3 separate regions of the Homo sapiens genome follow, and all the other regions are linked to region 1. A link is a loop called in an ENCODE intact Hi-C map of the cell type or tissue named here. Cell type or tissue: dorsolateral prefrontal cortex. All regions are shown on one strand. Links, peaks and the distances in the headings refer to the core of each region. The heading gives the core; the rest is flanking DNA.

Region 1 (5,713 bases), core at 1-5,000:
ACATCACTAAAGTGCTGGGGGCTAAATTCACAGAATCAAATTTGCCAGTCAAGCAATACTTGTGGGCAGTCAGAATTTTTAGATTTGCATATTAAGCACTTTCAAGTTATTTCAAATAAGGACATGTTTTAAATTGCTAACACGTTTATTCATGAATGAAGCCAAGAAGAATTTATAAATGCATTTTAATACCTTGCTGATAAAATAGTAACATTCCGTCTTTGCAATCTGATACGGAATACAGGAAGATACTGGTAAAGGCTTTGATGTGCATATCTATCATAACCAGGTAATGAGAACACACACGAACCACCTACTTTAGTGTTACACCATACCAACTTCTCAGAAAGGTCAGCTTCAAGCTCTACTGGGTAGCTGAGTAAATAGCGTCCAATGTTTAAAGACTGGGGAAGCGGGGAGAAAGATGAAAGGAGTAAGCAGCACACACTTCAAAGCCCACTTTTAAGCACACGACATTATGAATATTAAAAATAAAGGATGCAAACAAAAAAGGCAATTCAGCATTTTCAGAAAGAGCATTTGGCAATATTCAACGCATAAGGAGACTGTGCTTGGGGCCATCCACTCTCTCCAGCTTCTCAAAGTGTTTCCGGGCATTGCGAATGTTGATCAGAGTGGCCGCAGAAGGGATCGACGGATCTGACATGACCACCATCACGTACGTATTTGAGGTGAAGATGTCGATGAAAGCAGCGAAGTTGGAATTCCTAACTTCCATGCTCTGGAAGGAAGCGGCCAATTTACTGCAGCTCAGCTTGAACTGTTTGATGATGTTGCTGATCTTCTCAAACCGGTGGACGTCGCGCTGCTCTTTGCACTGGTAGTGGGAAATAACCAAGAATGTAGCTCTTTCGAACAGCAGAACTTCATCGGCCTCAATGATTTGGGCAAAATTCCTGAGGTTCATCTCCAGCTGCTGAACGTTGGGAATCAGCTGGTAGACGATGCTGGACCAGGCTTTGTAGAGCGTCTCATCCCAGATGGACGTTCGAAAACAAGCACACTCCAGCGGGCGAGACAGACGCCTCAGGTCTTCCTCTCGCTCTTTAAAAATCAGGTCACGCTGATCCTCCTGAACCAGATCCATTTTGTGCACCAGGCAGAAGATTTTGGCGTCAGGAGAGTTCTGGAGGATGGCCTCCAGACACGACTGGTAATAATGCATGTCCTTTTCCAGTTCGCGGCTCTCCACGTCAAACACGTAAATCAAAACTTCCACGTTACGGAAGATATTGTCTCGCTGGCTGGTGAAGTAATTTTCCATGAAGGTGTCCTGACCGCCACAGTCCCACAGGTTCAGCACCAGGTTCCCTAGGAATCGGACGTGGGAGTGTTCCACGTCAATGGTGGCCCCCAGGCGCCGGGTGTCGCGAGCAATGTAATTGGCGAAGATTATCGACCTCATGCTGGTCTTCCCCGACCCGCTCTTCCCCATCAGCAGCACCTTTTTCTTCATGGCTGTATTTGGCATCACCCGCCGGGGCACCGCGGACTGGGCCTGAGGGCGCGGCCTACACGCAGCGCCGAGGGAGGGGTCGGGGGCTGCCGGGGACTCGCAGGCCGCGCCTCGCTCCGCTCCGCCGCGCAGCTGGGCAGGCAGGAGAGTCGAGAGCGCGAACCCGGGGCTGGAGAGGCCGCGGACGGGCTGGCTCTTACTCAGATGGGAGCGCCCGCGGCTGTCAGTGGCAACGGCTCGGGAGATACGCTCGCTTTCCGGGAGGGAGCCGCTGCGTCCCCGCCACCACCCACTTCCGGCGGCGATCTCGCGAGAGCTCCCTCGCTCCGCCCTCCGTGCCCGACGAGCCTTGAAAAGCCGCTGCTCTAATGAAACCTAACCGGGGCGGCGTGAGCCCTAAGATGGAAGGGAAGCTCGAGGACTTCGGTCTTTTGTTCTGTTGCAGCTGGGTTTGCTGTTGCTAGGGGTACGTGTGTGGTTGGCCGGGGGAAATGCTGCCCTCTCGTGGCCAAAAAAAGCCCCAACCGCCACCACCACCGCAACTGGCTTTAGGAGCGAGGTGTGTCGGGCCGGTTTCCGCAGGGGCAGCCGACTGGTGAAGTGGAGGGAAAGCCTAACTTCCCAGTCCGCTTAGGCCTCCCCAGCTTGCCCGGCCCAGTGAGTACAAGGGCAGGGCAGATGGAGACTGTGCAGGCGCGGAAAGTGAGACTTGTAGGCAAGCGATTGCCTGTTGCTGCGCAGCTAGGTAATAGCAAGTCCCTCCTAGGAGACATCCTGGCTTCCAGTGGGTGCTTTTAATTCCTTTCTCACATCTGCTTTTCCGTAATCTCAGACTTTAGAATTTATAATTAGAATTCCAAAGCTCGAGGAAATGATAATGTGGAATCCCAGGCATTAGTTCCATCCTCACAGTAACCCTGTGAATTAATAACCCTATTTTCAAGTTAGGGAATCAAAGGTTAGAGAGGTTAAGTCACTTGACCAAGTTACACAGATACTAAATGATGAAATGGAATTTGGTTTTAGACAATCTTGCTGCGGTCTATTTGCCTAACAATAGGCTACCCTGTGCCCCTCTCAAAGCATAATATGATTCTGCTCTTGGTCTTCAAGTAGATGAGTGAATCAGTGTCGCCAGTATCGTTCATACAGAATGAATGAGAGTCATCAGGATACTGAAGCCTCTGTATCTACCTTAAAGTCCTTTTTTTTTCTTTTGAGACGGAGTCTCACTCTGTTGCCCAGGCTGGAGTGCAGTGGCGCGATCTCAGCTCACTGCAACCTACGCCTCCTGAGTTCAAGCGATTCTCCTGCCTCAGTCCCCCAAATAGCTGGGATTGTGGGCACCTGCCACCACGCCCGGCTAATTTTTGTATTTTTAGTGGAGACGGGGTTTCACTATGTTGGCCAGGCTGGTCTGGAACTCAAGCCAGCCACCTGCCTCGGCCTCCTAAAGTGTGGGATTACAGGCGTGAGCCACCGTGCCTGGCCTAAAGCCCTTATCAAAGTGTATACTGTACTGTACAAATTCAGGTATTCCATTCTTTCATTTATTCAAAAAATATTTTAATTCCTACTGTTAACGTGTGCAGTAAAAGAAGTTCAAAAATGGCCTTTGCTGTAGTTTATGGAAATCATAGAGTGAAATTCCATAATACAATATAGTATGTGGAAAATCTCCTCTCAATGTATTCAGTTTCATCTCCTTGGTGCTACCTCTTCTGGAGCCTTCTTATCTGATCGCCTTTCACCACCATTCTGGGGTTTCCCTTCCCCGTTCTTTCGAGTTGGGTATTCTTTTTCCTGATTTCACATCTTCTCATTTTTGGCTCATTTGGTGGAACACATGTTCCAATAGTTTCCAGATAAAAAGTATGAGGAGAGTAAAAATTTCAAGAGATTGGATGTCTGAAAATTTCTTTGTTTTTACCCTCACACTTGATTGGTTGGACATAATTTTTCCTCAGAGTCTTGGAGGCATTGCTCTGTTGCTCCATCGTCTTTTAGCAGCCAGTAGTCTGATGCCTGCTTCTTGGTTTTGATCTATTCTTTCCTCTCTAAAAACATATTCGAAATTTTCTTATTCTAGTGTTCTGAAACTTAATGATAATTGGCATTGTTGAGCCCAAATTTGCATTGTACTGGACTCTCCAATGTGTCTTTTAATTTGGAAACCATGCCCTTGAATTCTAAACAATGTTCTTGAATTGTTTGATGATGTATTTCCTCTATTCTGTCATGTGAATACTCCTAAGGTCTGGATATCACATTTTACGGAGTCTCCTCTAATGTATTTTTTTTCTTTTTTTTGGAGACAGAGTCTCACTCTGTTGCCCATGCTAGAGTGTAGTTGCACGATCTTGGCTCACTGCAACCTCCACCTCCTGGGTTCAAGAGATTCTCTTGCTTCAGCCTCCCAAGTAGCTGGGACTACAGGCCTCCACCACCATGCCTGGCTAAGTTTTATTTTTGTTTTTGTTTTTGTTTTGAGATGGAGTCTTGCTCAGCAGCCTAGGCCGGAGTGCAGTGGCACTATCTCGGCTTACTGCAACCTCCGCCTCCCAGATTCAAGCCATTCTCCCGGCTCAGCCTCCCGAGTAGCTGGTATTACAGATGCCTGCCACCATACCTGGCTAATTTTTGTATTTTTAGTAGAGAGGGGGTTTCACCATGTTGGCCAGGCTGGTCTCAAACTGCTGGTCTTAAGTGATCTGCCCGCCTCAGCTTCCCAAAGTGCTGGGGTTACAGGCATGCGCCACTGCGCCTGGCCTTCTTTTCTTTTTAAAAAAATTTTTTAAATTTATTTTTAGAGACAGGATCTTTCTCTGTCAACCAGGCTGGAGTGCAGTGGTGAGATCATAGCTCACTGCAGCCACCACCTCCTCGGCTCAAGGGATCCTCACATGCCAGCCTCCCAAGTAGCTAGGATTATAGGTGTGTGCCACTATGCTTAATTTTTTTTTTTTTTTTCTGAGACGAAGTTTTGCTCTTGTTGCCCAGGCTGGAGTGCAATGGCATGATCTCAGCTCACCACAACCTCTGCCTGCCGGGTTCAAGCGATCCTTCTGCCTCAGCCTCCCAAGTAGCTGGGATTGCAGGCATGTGCCACCTTGTCTGGCTAATTTTGTATTTTTAGTAGAGATGGGGTTTCTCCTTTCTCCATGTTGGTCAGGCTGGTCTCGAACTGCCGACCTCAGGTGATCTGCCCGCCTCGGCCTCCCAAAGTGCTGGGATTACAGGCGTGAGCCACCGCACCTGGCCTGCCTAATTTTTAAATATTTTTTTGGTAACCCTTTCTTATTTTCTATTTCTGTCTTTTTGTTCTACTTTCCAGGAGATTTTTCTCATCCTAATTTTCCAACTCTTTGGAGTTTTAAATTTTAATATCATATTTTTAATTTCCACAGGCTGTTCTAATTGTTCTTTTTAAAAACATAAAATTATTTTCTTGGATTAAATATATTCTTTTATCTCTCTGAGGATAATAGTAACATTAAGAAAAAGTTTTTATCCCGTTTAGTCTTGGTTTCTTCCAAGTTTCTTTTGTTTGTATGTTCTCCTTATGTTCTCCTTTTTTTTTTTTTTTTTTTTTGAGACGGAGTTTCATTCTTGTTGCCCAGGCGCAACGGCGCAATCTCTGCTCACCGCAACCTCCGCCTCCCAGGTTCAAGTGATTCTCCTGCCTCAGCCTTCTCCAGCAGCTGGGATTACAGGCATGCGCCCCCAGGCCCGGCTACTTTTGTATTTTTAGTAGATACGGGGTTTCTCCATGTTGGTGAGCCACCGCGCCCGGCAGTAAAAGAAGTTCAAAAATGGCCTTTGCTGTAGTTTATGGAAATCATAGAGCATATTCATGTTAGAAACTTTCCTTATTTGTTCAGTGATCATTGGTTGTCTGCTCCTATTTAAAGTTATTTAAAAACCCGTGGGTAGCATTGAAGACTATCAGGTTCATTAAAATGACTGGGCCATTTCTTTGAAGAAAGTCTTGCCGCCTGCCTCATTTAGACCTGTGCTCTTTGGCTGGTTAGATTCTCCCAGGATTCTTCTACTGGGATGGGGTGTGTATAAGCCTGATTAATAGCATTCTGGTTACTAAGTGGGAGAAGAAAGCTAGGTTGCTAATATTCAGTTTATAGGCCAGCTTAATCCTGTTTACAATATGGTACTTCAGTCCTCTGTGTCTCTGGTGTTTCCCTAGTCCAGAGACCCCCTGTTTTACTCTTTGCATCTTTG
Region 2 (5,775 bases), core at 451-5,450, 130 kb before region 1:
CAAGTAGCTGGAATTACAGGCATGTGCCACCACGCCTGGCTAATTTTTGTATTTTTAGTAGAGATGGGGTTTCACCATGTTGGCCAGGCTGGTCTTGAACTCCTGACCTAAGGTGATCCACCTGCCTCGGCCCCCCAAAGTGCTAGGATTATAGGCATGAGCCACCGCGCCCGGTCAGTACTTTCTTTTTGTAGCACTTATCACAATTGTTGGCATATAGTTACCAGGTTATAAGCTTCATGGAGAGTTTGGGTCTGGATTTCTGTTGTATCCCTAGCACTGGTATATAGTAGATACTCAACAAATACTTACCAATGAGTTAATAAATATATCTGCAAGAGTGGTTATAGTATTGTTGTAACTTCCCTTCTACCTCAAAGCTGCTTTTGATTCAACTCCTATCAACAGGTAGGAGAAGTGAGTTCACCATGACTTGTTCTCCATTATGTATACAGTTGTGTCCCCACAATCCTTGTGATGCTAAACATACAAAAGGGGATATATACATGTTTACGGGTTGGTTGATTAAATGATGTGGTTTGATACTCATCTCCTACCTCAACTTTGCCTATTGTCAGATAAGAGGCAAAGAGAAATATTAGGGAAGCAACTCTCAGGTTACAGAGGTCAAAATCTTACTTGGGTCTTTTGAAATGTAGTCTGGCATTCATAGGAATTTGTCTGTTTTTGTCCACTATTGGCCTGAAAAATCAAATACCCTAGGCCAAGACCCTAATTGCCAGTAACTACTATATTATTGAGCATTATAGTATTAAATTCCATGCATGGCCAATATTATACATTATTAGGTTTTAAAGTAATCAGAAAGTATTTGCCCTTTTTTTTTTGCTTTGCAAATGGATGGGTAAATATATTCACTGTTCCTCTCTTCATTGTAGCAAAATCACGACTATATTACAGCATTAATAACTCTCTAGCTGTGTGGCTTTGGGCAAATCATTTCTCTCTGGACATAAATTTCCTTATTGACACAATGAGGAGATTGGATGTAAGGTCTCTTCCAATTCTAACATCTTTTTTTTCTATTTCATTTGATGAAAATTACCACACAAGGCCGGGCACAGTGGCTCACGCCTGTAATCCCAGCACTTTGGGAGGCCGAGGTGGGTGGATCACGAGGTCAGGAGATCAAGACCAGCCTGGCCAAGATGCTGAAACCCCATCTCTACTAAAAATACAAAAATTAGCCGGACGCGGTGGCAGGCGCCTGTAATCCCAGCTACTTGGGAGGTTGAGGTAGCAGAATCGCTTGAACCCGGGGGAGAGAGGTTGCAGTGAGCTGAGATTGCACCACTGCACTCCAGTCTGGGTGACAGAGCAAGACTCGGTAGACTCTGTCTCAAAAAAAAAAAAAGAAAAAAAGAAAAAGAAAAAAGAAAAGAAAATTACCACACAAATTAACTTACCTCTGGCCGGGTGCAGTGACTCACGCATGTAATCCCAGAACTTTGGGAGGCCAGGGCAGGTGGATCACCTGAGGTCAGGAGTTCGAGACCAGCCTGACCAACATGGTGAAACCCCGTCTTTATTAAAAATGCAAAAATTAGCCGGGCATGGTGGTGCATGCCTGTAATCCCAGCTACTCGGGAGGCTGAGGCAGGAGAATCGCCTGAACCCGGGAGGTGAGGTTGCAGTGAGCCGAGATCATTGCCATTGCATGCCAGGCTGGGCAACAAGAGAGAAATAGTCTCAAAAAAAAAAAATTAGCTTACCTCTAATTTATTCAGTTTTCTTCTATGTTCACAGGGAAAAATAAGACTCAAGTTTTCCTTAAATCTGGAGAAACTTTTTTTTAGGTTGTGTATGTGTTCCTACAAGAGAATTTTCTTTGAAAATAAAATACTGGACCAGCCTGGGCAGCCAAAAAACGGAAAAATTAGCCAGGCGTGGTGGCACATGCCTATAGTCCCAGCTACTCAGGAGGCTGAGGTGGGGGGATCATATGAACCCGGGACATCAAGGCTGCAGTGAGCTGTGACTGTGCCACTGCACTCCAGTCTGTGCAACAGAGTGAGACCTTGTCAAAAAAAGAAAGGAAGAAAAAAAGAAAGAAAGAAAGAAAGAAAGAAAAGGAAGGGAGGGAGAGACAGAGAGAAAAGAAAAAGAAGAAAGGAAGGAGAGGAAGAAAGGAAGGAAGGGAGGGAGGAAAAAATAGAGGAAGGAAGGAAGAGAGAAAGGGATAGAAAGAAAGGAAGGAAGGAAGGAGAGAGAATGAAACAAGGAAGGAAGGACGGAAGGAAGGAGAGAGAAAGGAAAGAAGGAAGGAAGAGAGAGAAAGAAAGAAAAAGAGAAAGGAAGGAAGGAAGGGAAAGAAAGAAGGAAAGGAAAAGAAGAAACTGAAAACATAGACTTTTTCCTATTTGGCCATTAGATGTCGCTCAACATCCAAAAAGTAGAAGAAACCAGATGTACACTATAAAGCTCCTGCCCAGTTCCCCCGGGACTGACCCAGTCATACTGGGTGGCTTGCTTAATCGTGTACTGGTATTTGTGTGTCAGTGTCTTGCCACGTATAGCAAAAAATCCCCTTAGCCATCCAGAAAACTTGTTGCCTATATGTCTTATATATGTGTTTATTTATTTATTTATTTAAGGAGACAGGGTCTTGCTCTGTAGCCCAGGTTAGAATGAAGTGGTGCAATTATAGCTCACTGCAACCTTGAACTCCTAGACTCAAGCAATCCTCTCACCTCAACCCAAACATCTCAATTTTATAACTTCTTTTTATTTTTTTCAGACAGAGTCTCTGTTCCCCATGCTGGAGTACATTGACATAGTCACAGCTCACTGCTGCCTCAAGCTCCTGGGCTCAAGTCATCCTCTTGCCTCAGCCTTCAGAGTGGCTGGGACTTACAGGCGCGGGCCACCACACCAGGCTAATTTTTGTGTCTTTTGGAAACATGAGGTCTCCCTGTGTTGTCTAGGCTGGTCTTGAACACCTGCAGTCAAGGGGTCCTCCTACCTCAGCTTCCCAAAGTGCTGGGATTAGGATTGCAGGCGTGGGACACTGCACCTGGCTGATTTTATCACTTAAGTCAACATATAGTTGTTGAACATTTTGGCTGACTACATACCAGGATCAATAAGCTCCATGGCGGAATTCCCCCTCATCCTTCAGGACCTAGATCAAATGCCACCTCCTCTGTGGGACCTTATCTGACCTTCCTAGAAAACTCTTTGTCACAGTACTTTTGTATTGTGTTTGTTTACCCACCTACCTCCCCAAATTCTGGAAAAGATTCCCAATCTTCTTCATAATAAAAGAAATGCACACTAAACTACAAAAAGATGCTATTTTAACTTACATGGTAAATATCAACAGTTCTGATATTTGGTTTAGAATAATAGGCATTCTCATATATTTTTAGTGAGAGTGTACACTGGTTTATGATTACTGTTAATAGAAGACAATTTAGAAATTTCTGTCTTTTTTTTTTTTTGAGACATGGTCTCGCTCTGTCACCCAGGCTGGAGTGCAGTGGCACTATCATGGCTCACTTCAGCCTTGACCTCCTGGGCTCAAGTGATCCCCCAACCTTACTGCCCCCTGCCCCAGGTCCTAGGCTAATAAACAGATGAGATTTGGCATGAGAAGGAATAACAATAGTAGCATGAATGCATTTTTGGCAGACACGAGTTGGGGAAGGGACATGTCCTCCCCTTCCCCGTGATGGGGAGAGGGGTGATGCGAAGTATGACAACCGGCAGGTGGGTGATTAAAGGCCCGCTTATACTGCCAAACACATGAGGGTAGTCCTGCACCAACCACACTAGGCATCTTATCATTCAATCGGCATCCTTTGCCATATCTCTTTTTCCTCTTGGGGAAGAAAAATGTGCTGGCACTCACCACCTTCAGTCCCCTTCATTTTTCAGAATGCTGATATTTATTTATACTTGAGGAGTGCTTTAAAGTAATTTTTTTTTTTTTTTGAGACTGAGTCTTGCTTTGTTGCCCAGGCTGGAGTGCAGTGGCGCGATCTTGGCTCACTGCAACCTTTGCCTCCTGGGTTTAATCGATTCTCCTGCCTCAGCCTCCCAGGTAGCTGGGACTACAAGAGCGTGCCACGCCTGGCTAATTTTTTGTATCTTTAGTAGAGACGGGGTTTCACTGTGTTAACCAGGATGGTCTTAATTTCCTGACCTCATGATCCGCCCGCCTCGGCCTCTCAAAGTACTGGGATTACAGGTGTGAGCCACCGCACCTGGCCATAAAGTAATTTTTAATTGGTTGTATGTTTCACAACCTGCACAGGGAAACTCAGACATCGCCTGCAACTTTCCCATGCAGTAAGTGTTCCAACCTCACATCACATTTCAGTACAGAATCTTTTTTTGTTGTTGTTAAGATAGAGACAGGGTCTCCCTATGTTGCCCAGGCTGGTCTCAAACTCCTGGGCTCAAGGGATCCTCCTGCCTCGGCCTCCCAAAGTGCTAAGATTATAGGCATCAGTCACCAAGCCCTGCCCCAGTACAGAATCTTGAGTGTAATTATGTTTTCATAATGAACTTTGGTTTCATCAGATGAAGATTGAATCATAGCACTGCAACTTTTATTTATCCACAAGTGGATTACTTAATATTTGTTCTCATTACTACAGATTTAAAAAGCCTTTCAGCAAAAGCCTCTCATTTGCCTCTCACGTGATTGTTGCCAGGAAATGAGAAACCAAATTACATCCTGAATATTCCTTGCTGCTGCCTCAACAATAGACCTAAAACAATAACAGGCTCAAATTAAGATAGAAATAGAACTATGGGGTTGGGGGGAACTAACGTTAGCAATATACAATGCTAATTTAGCACAGAACACTTACAGAACCAATGTACTTTATGCATCACTAGGGCACCTAAACATTTATTCAATAAGCAGCTATCGGCTGGGTGCAGTGGCTCACACCTGTAATCTCAGCACTTTGGGAGGCCAAGGTGGGTGGATCACCCGAGGTGAGGAGTTCAAGACCAGCCTGGCCAACATAGTGAAACCCAGTCTTTACTAAAAATACAAATATTAGTTGGGCATGGTGGCCCATGCCTGTAATTCCAGCTACTTGGGAGGTTGAGGCAGGAGAATCACTTGAACCCGGGAGGCGGAGGTTGCAGTGAGCCAAGATTGCGCCACTGCGCTCCAGCCTGGGCTACAGAGTGAGACTCCGTCTCAAAAAACAAAACAAAACAAAACAAACAAACAAAAAAAAACAAAAAAAAGCAGCTATAGAATACTTGACATTTTTTTACTTTTCCCTCTGATTTCTAGTTAATAACTGTATTTGAATATTATGTAATCCTATATGCCAGGTGCTATTTTAGGCACTTTATATATCATCTCATTTTCACACTTTGATTTCACATGTCTATTCTCCTCCTAACTGCCTCTTCCTTCTGTAGCTCACAGTTTGCTTCTGCCTCCTACTGTTTTCCTCTTGTCTCTATTATTTACTTTCCTCCCATTATTTTTCTCTCTGTTTCACCTCCGTCCTTGGAAAACTTTTTCCATTTTTCCTGAGATTCCCATCCCCCACTGCCCCCATCCTTCTCCTCTTTGCCTGCCTGTAGTGTATGTTGATAGATATGAAGAAAATTCAGAGGAAAGTCACAAATAGTTTTTCTTAAAATACTTTTAAGTTTTAATGACCACTAATAAGTGTATGAGGTTTTGGTGCTCCACATCCTCACTATTTAAAAAATTTTTGCCATCCCGGTGGGTGTGTAGCAGTATGTCATTCAGGTTTTAGTTTGCATTTCCCTGAACAC
Region 3 (5,775 bases), core at 316-5,315, 420 kb before region 1:
AAGAGGGGAATTTTTTTTTTTTTTTTTTTTTGAGATGGTGGCTTGCTCTGTCTCCCAGGCTGGAGTGCAGCTCACTGCAGCCTCCACCTCCTGGGTTCAAGTGATTCTCCCGCCTCAGCCTCCGAAGTAGCTGGGATTAAAGGCGTGTGTTACTACACCCGGCTAATATTTCTGTATTTTTAGTAGAGATGGGGTTTTGCCATGTTAGCCAGGCTGGCCTCCAACTCCTGACCTCCAGTGATCCACCCACCTCGGCCTCCCAAAGTGCTGGGATTACAGGCACGAGACACTGCGCCCGGCCGAAAAAAACAAGTTTAATTTTATTTCTCTATCACCTAGGCAGTGCAAGATTGGTATGACAATTGCACAGAACTTTCTGGAACCCAAACTCCTTCCTGTCCATCACTCCATCATCCCAGGGGTATGATGCTCATCCTTGTGTCCCAAGTTGGCAACCAGAGCTCCAGCCATCACATCCACGTTCCAGGAAGCAGAGTAGAGGAGGGCAACAAATAAAAGGAGCAAATGGAGATACTGTTTTTTAAAGAAAGTTCCCTGAAAGGTGCCATATACCACTTCTATACATGTCTTCAGACAGAACTGGTTGGAAAAACAAAAAAAGATGAAAAATGGAGACTTTTATTCCAGGCAGCCAACTTTCCAGCTAAATATTGGAGCTTCTATTACAAAGGAAGAAAGAGGAAGTGATATTAGAGTAAGAAATTGAAAATCTCTGCCACAAAAGAATTATTTTTTTAATCCTCATAACAGCCTATGAAATAACTTCTGTTATTATCTCCATTTTACAGATGAGAAAATTGAGGCTTAGAGAAGATTTTTGTGGAAGATTTTTGTGGGTTTTTGTTTTGTTTTGAGACAGGGTCTCACTCTGTCACCCAAGCTGAAGTTGCAGTGGTGCCATCATGGCTCACTACAGCCTTGGCCTCCTGGGCTCAAGCAATCCTCCCACCCAAGTCTTCCAAGTACCTGGGACCACAGGCACATGCCACCCCACTCGGCTTATTTTTGTACTTTTTGTAGAGACAGGGTCTCACCAAGTTGCCCAGGCTAGCCTCAAATTCCTGGCCTCAAGTGATCCTCCTACCATGGCCTCCCAAAGTGCTGGGATTACAGGTGTGAACCATAGTGCCCGGCCAAGAGAAGATTCTTGACCAAAGTCTATACTCAAAAGCCCTGACCAACATCTCACTGAAAGTTATGAGAGACTCTGAGGCAGAACTGCCCAGCCAAGCTGCTCCCAAATTCCTGACCCAGAGAAACTGAGAGACTATTTATTTTTGTTTCAAGCCACTAAGTTTCAGGGTCATTTATTAGGCAGCCACTCATCTAGTTTATGGTGTGTGCCCTCCAGGGGGACTGCATTTTAATAGGGGACTCAGAGAGGCTGCCCATGGAGCAGTAAAAGCTCTAGGCTGGAAGTCAGGACACCTGGGCCTGGTCTTCTACCTCATAAAAGCTACGCAGCCCTGGAAGACACGCTTCAGGGCTCTGAATGTCAGTGTTCTCATCGTAAACACTTCTTTAAGGGAAGGGGCAGGTGTTGAACTAGACACCCTCTAGGATCGCTTCCAGCTTTCATGTTCTAACTGTTGGAAGAGAGAAACTGGGAGCAGAGCGCAGCACCCCCGGCCAGGCCAGCAGCTACTTTCTCCCCAGCTCGCAGGCTGCAGCCGAGGCCACAGGAGGAAAGGAGGCCCCTGGCCCTTTCCTCGGTTGAACCCAGGCTCTTCACCCCCGGAGTCGGCCTGTGACCCTTTCAATTTGGTGGGTAGAAATCTCCGGGAAGAGGCTGTACAAGTCACAATACAACCCCTCTGGAAAAGACGTGAGGCTTAACCCATAAGCAGCAATGGAAAAGGAAAGCTACAATCTCTAAATCAGTGGTTCTCAACCAGGAACAACTCCCGGCTCTCCTCGCCAGATATATGACATTTGACAATGTTTGGGACACTTTAGGTTGTCACAACTGGAAGGGTAGGTGCTACTGGCATCTATACTGCTGAACTCCTTCGCTCGCTCACTCTCTCATCCACACCCATATACCCACACATACCCCAAGTCGCTTGTCTCTGTGGAGGCTTGCCCCAGTTTCTCAGTAGCTCTGGTGGATCTGGGGGTTAGGGATCTAGACCGTCAAGGGGCCAACCAAACTGAAACCTGGAGTGGAGTCACCAAGAGGCAGAGCCCAGTGGGCCTGAAACATACACACTTTCAGGGAATCTCGTATAGATATATGCATGAACACGGCCTTGGGGTGGCAGAAGCGTTAGCGTTATCAGCTTTGGGGTAAATCCATTCTCTGGAACCTTGGCTTTAAAGAGCTCCCGCAAAGCGCAGAGCTTTCCTCTGGGGGCGCATTTCTGCAGCCCAGAGTCAGCACGGTCCGCTCACCTGGAAACATGCCCGGCGGCGAGTATAGGCAGGCACGCAAGAACTCTCTCCTGCCTGCGTGGGAGGCAAAAGCCGCCCTGGCCGCCCCCGCCGCAGCCCTGCGCCCCGCGCCCCGCGCCCGCCAGCCCCTAGTCCCACAGCCACGCGCCTTCTAGTCCCACACCCCCGAGCCCCGCAGCCCCGCGCCCTTCAGCCCACCGCGCTCTCGCCCGGCAGCACTGCCCCCTGGTGGGCGCCCGGAGCAGCGCCCGCCCGCTCCTCGGACACCCAGGCCGAGCTGCTCCCAGTCCGCTCCAGACACTACACTCATCGGGCTCCGCTCCCCACGCCCGCATCTCCCAACTGCCAGCCGTAGGACCAAGCAGAAGTGCATCCCTGACCTTCCTGTGGTCCCAGCGGACAATGGCCAAGACACCACACTCACAATGTGTCTTGCAGGTCATAGCTCCCCTTTCTGATATTTTCAACTCATGGGTATGGCTCCTGTTGGCTTCTTTCACGCTTGCTCTGCACAAAAATACGCACACACTCACACTCACACGCACACACACACACTCCTCAGTACTCCTGACATCCAACCAGGTGCCGTGGACAGAAGAGCCATCATCTGCCCAGCGGTCTGGCAGCCTGGAGACCTTTCCCCTGGCCTAGTGCTCGCTGCCCGTCAGGTATCAGTTTGGACGCCGCATTCCAATCCAGGAAGCCTTCCTCACCCGGGCAAGGTATTCTCACCACACCCCAAAACTCTTTTGCTCTAAGGCAGGGGTCTCCACACCCCAGGCCGCAGACCAGTACCCCTTTGTGGCCTGTTAGGAACCGGGCTGCACAGACGGAGGTGAGCCCCGGGGCGAAGGCAAGCATGACCGCCTGAGCTCCACCTCCTGTCAGATCAGCAGTGGCATTCGATTCTCATAGGAGTGTGAACCCTGTTGTAAACTGCGTATGGGAGGGATCTAGGTTGCATGTTCCTTATGAGAATCTAATGCCTGATGATCTGTCACTGTCTCCCATCATCCCCAGATGAGACCACCTAGTTGCAGGAAAACAAGCTAAGGGCTCCCACTGATTCTACATTATGGTGAGTTGTAATTATTTCATTACATATTACAATGTAATAATAATTATTATTCTTATATTACAATAATTATTTCATTATACGTTACAATGTAATAATAATAGAAATAAAGTGCACAATAAATGTAATGAGCTTGAACCATCTGAAACCATTCTCCACCTCACACTCCCAGCCCTTTCCAGTCTGTGGAAAAAAGTGTCTTCCATGAAACCGGTCCCTGGTGTCAAAAAGGTTGGAGACCGCTGCTCTACGGATTGATTGGTTGGTAAATTGATGTTTGGATTCAGTCTCCCAGGCCCTGGGTTTGTCTCTGGGAATACAAAGATGAGGAGGCCAGGCGGTGCGGGTAGGGAGAGGCCAGACTGGATGGCTTTATCCCACCAGACATCCTAAGATTTGGGAAGAGAACAGGTTTTCTTCCAAGTGAACCCCCAGGCCAGCTTCCTAAAACCTCCTCTTTCCTAGCTCAGCCCACACCCCTCTCCTCCTTAGTGCTGCCTCCCTTCACTGCTTCTCGGGGTATTTTCCACAGCTGGTTGTAGATAGCGGTACCCCTCCCCGCCTCGGAGGGAGGGCATGAAAAGGTATTACAGGAAATTTCACCAGGGACCATGGGAGAGAAAGAGGAAGCCCTGGGCATGTGTGTGCCAGCACTTGTCAGTGTGCACCTATGTGTGCATACAAGGTGCGTGCACACACGGGAGGAGTCTAGAGGTTCCACAACGCTAAATCCATTCTGGCGGTTTTAGCTAAAAGTGGGGAGGGGATTCCACATTCCTGGCACATGACAGTGTAGTGAGTGGTTCAAATAACGTTTGCCCAAAATTCACCTTCACCCAGAATCTCAGTATGTGACCTTATTTGGCAATGGGGTCTTTGCAGATGTCATTAGTTAAGATGAGGTCATACTGGATTAGGGTGGGCCCTAAGTTCAATGACTGATGTCTTTGTAAGATAAAGGAGAAACTTAGACACAAGGCCACAGGGACACAAGGAAGAAGCCCCATGACAGTGGAAGGAGAGACATGGAGCAGATTCTTGCTCAGAGCCTCCAAAAGGAGCCAACCCTGCCCACACCTTGATTTTGGACTTCTGGCCTCCTGAACTGTGACAGAATAAATTTCTGATGTTTCAAGCCACTAAGTTTTGAGGTGATCTGTTACACAGCCATGGAGACAGGCCCAAAGGCCATGTGAAAGACCAGGAAGAACACACAAAGCTCTGAGAGACTCGAGTGAAGGGGACAAGGGGGAGATGCTCAAAACCAGAAAGACTGGAAAGGAAGGCAGGGACCAGATCGTGGAGGAGACTTCAGATCACACTCAGGGTCTCCAATCAGGTTTGTTTTGTTCTAAGAGCAATGGGGAGGAACTGGTGGGGCCTGAGCAGGAAGGACACTGTCAGATTTCTCTCTAGAAAGACAGCTGTGGCTCCAGCAGGACAGATGGGCAATAGAAGGTGGCACCTTCTCCAGGATACGGAAAAATGGATGGATTTGAGACATTGGAGAAGTGGAATTAAAAGGATTTATTTACTATTAGATTGGATATGGGTTGGACACAGTGGCTACCACCTATAATTCCAGCACTTTGGGAGGCCAAGGCAGGAGGATCACTTGAGCCAAGGAGTTTGAGACCAGCTTGGGCAACATAAAGAGACAAAATTTAAAAATTAGCCAGGCATGGTGACACATGACTGTGGTCTCAGTGACTCAGGAGGCTGAGGCAGGAGGGATCCCCTGAGCCCAGGAGAGTGAGGCTGCCTTGAACTATGATTACACCACTGCACCCAGCCTGAGTGACAGAGCAAGACCCTGTCTCAAAATAGATTGGATATAGACAACTGAGGGAGGTGGGGACTGCCTCTGCCAACTGAATGGAAAGTGACACCACTCACTGAGAAAGTGGACAAGGCCCAGATTTAAGAGAGGTATAAGTAAAGGCAAATGTGAGTTGTCTATGGGCATCCAATAGAGATGGCCAGGAAATAATGAGACTTGCAGACCTGTCACTGAGCAAAGAGAGATAGCTTGTGACTCCTCACTATGGCCACAGGCAGTACCAGCATCCAGGACTGTTAAGCAGCAGATGGTTTTGATTACTAGCTGCCGTTTACAAAAACCTGAGGATGCTCAAGTCCAGGACATAAAATCATGCAGTATTTGTATATAACCTATACACATTCTCCCCCCGCCCCCTTTTTTTTTTTTTTTTTTTTTTTTTTTTTTTTTTTTTTCCTGAGACAGAGCCTTGCTCTGTCACCCAGGCTGGAGTGCAGTGGCACGATCT

The links. Peaks named below come from ENCODE experiments on the same cell type or tissue, not always from the same donor. Only the 100,000 strongest peaks of a DNase experiment are listed, where the experiment ranks them.
Region 2: it touches region 1 in a loop (11-fold over the local background); 61 of 110 quality-filtered maps call a loop at or near these places.
Region 3: it touches region 1 in a loop (7-fold over the local background); 54 of 110 quality-filtered maps call a loop at or near these places.

Annotation. Positions count from the first base shown.
Region 1 is chr9:19,045,439-19,051,151 of GRCh38, reverse strand. RRAGA (Ras related GTP binding A) reads right to left here and starts at 1,725. Exons shown (of 1, transcript NM_006570.5): 1 at 127-1,725. The coding sequence starts at 1,492. The coding sequence ends at 551. It also overlaps a transcript of SAXO1 not described here. RefSeq lists a silencer at 1,467-1,656 and an enhancer at 1,264-1,785. In dorsolateral prefrontal cortex, for the core only: CTCF peaks have their summits at 1,777 and 1,976 (motif pointing left); DNase peaks (open chromatin) are centred at 1,421 and 1,831; H3K4me3 peaks cover 2,813 bases; H3K27ac peaks cover 2,931 bases.
Region 2 is chr9:19,171,062-19,176,836 of GRCh38, reverse strand. No RefSeq gene overlaps it. Among named protein-coding and RNA genes, the nearest start is that of PLIN2, 46 kb to the right of the region's middle. In dorsolateral prefrontal cortex, for the core only: CTCF peaks have their summits at 2,214 and 2,413 (motif pointing right); no DNase peak of the experiment used is centred there; H3K4me3 peaks cover 424 bases.
Region 3 is chr9:19,461,713-19,467,487 of GRCh38, reverse strand. It overlaps MAP1LC3BP1 (microtubule associated protein 1 light chain 3 beta pseudogene 1), which reads left to right and starts at 4,099. Exons shown (of 2, transcript XM_047424278.1): 1 at 4,099-4,172. The coding sequence starts at 4,099. RefSeq lists a silencer at 2,284-2,743. In dorsolateral prefrontal cortex, for the core only: CTCF peaks have their summits at 2,429 and 2,630 (motif pointing left); DNase peaks (open chromatin) are centred at 2,407 and 2,657; H3K4me3 peaks cover 972 bases; H3K27ac peaks cover 2,064 bases.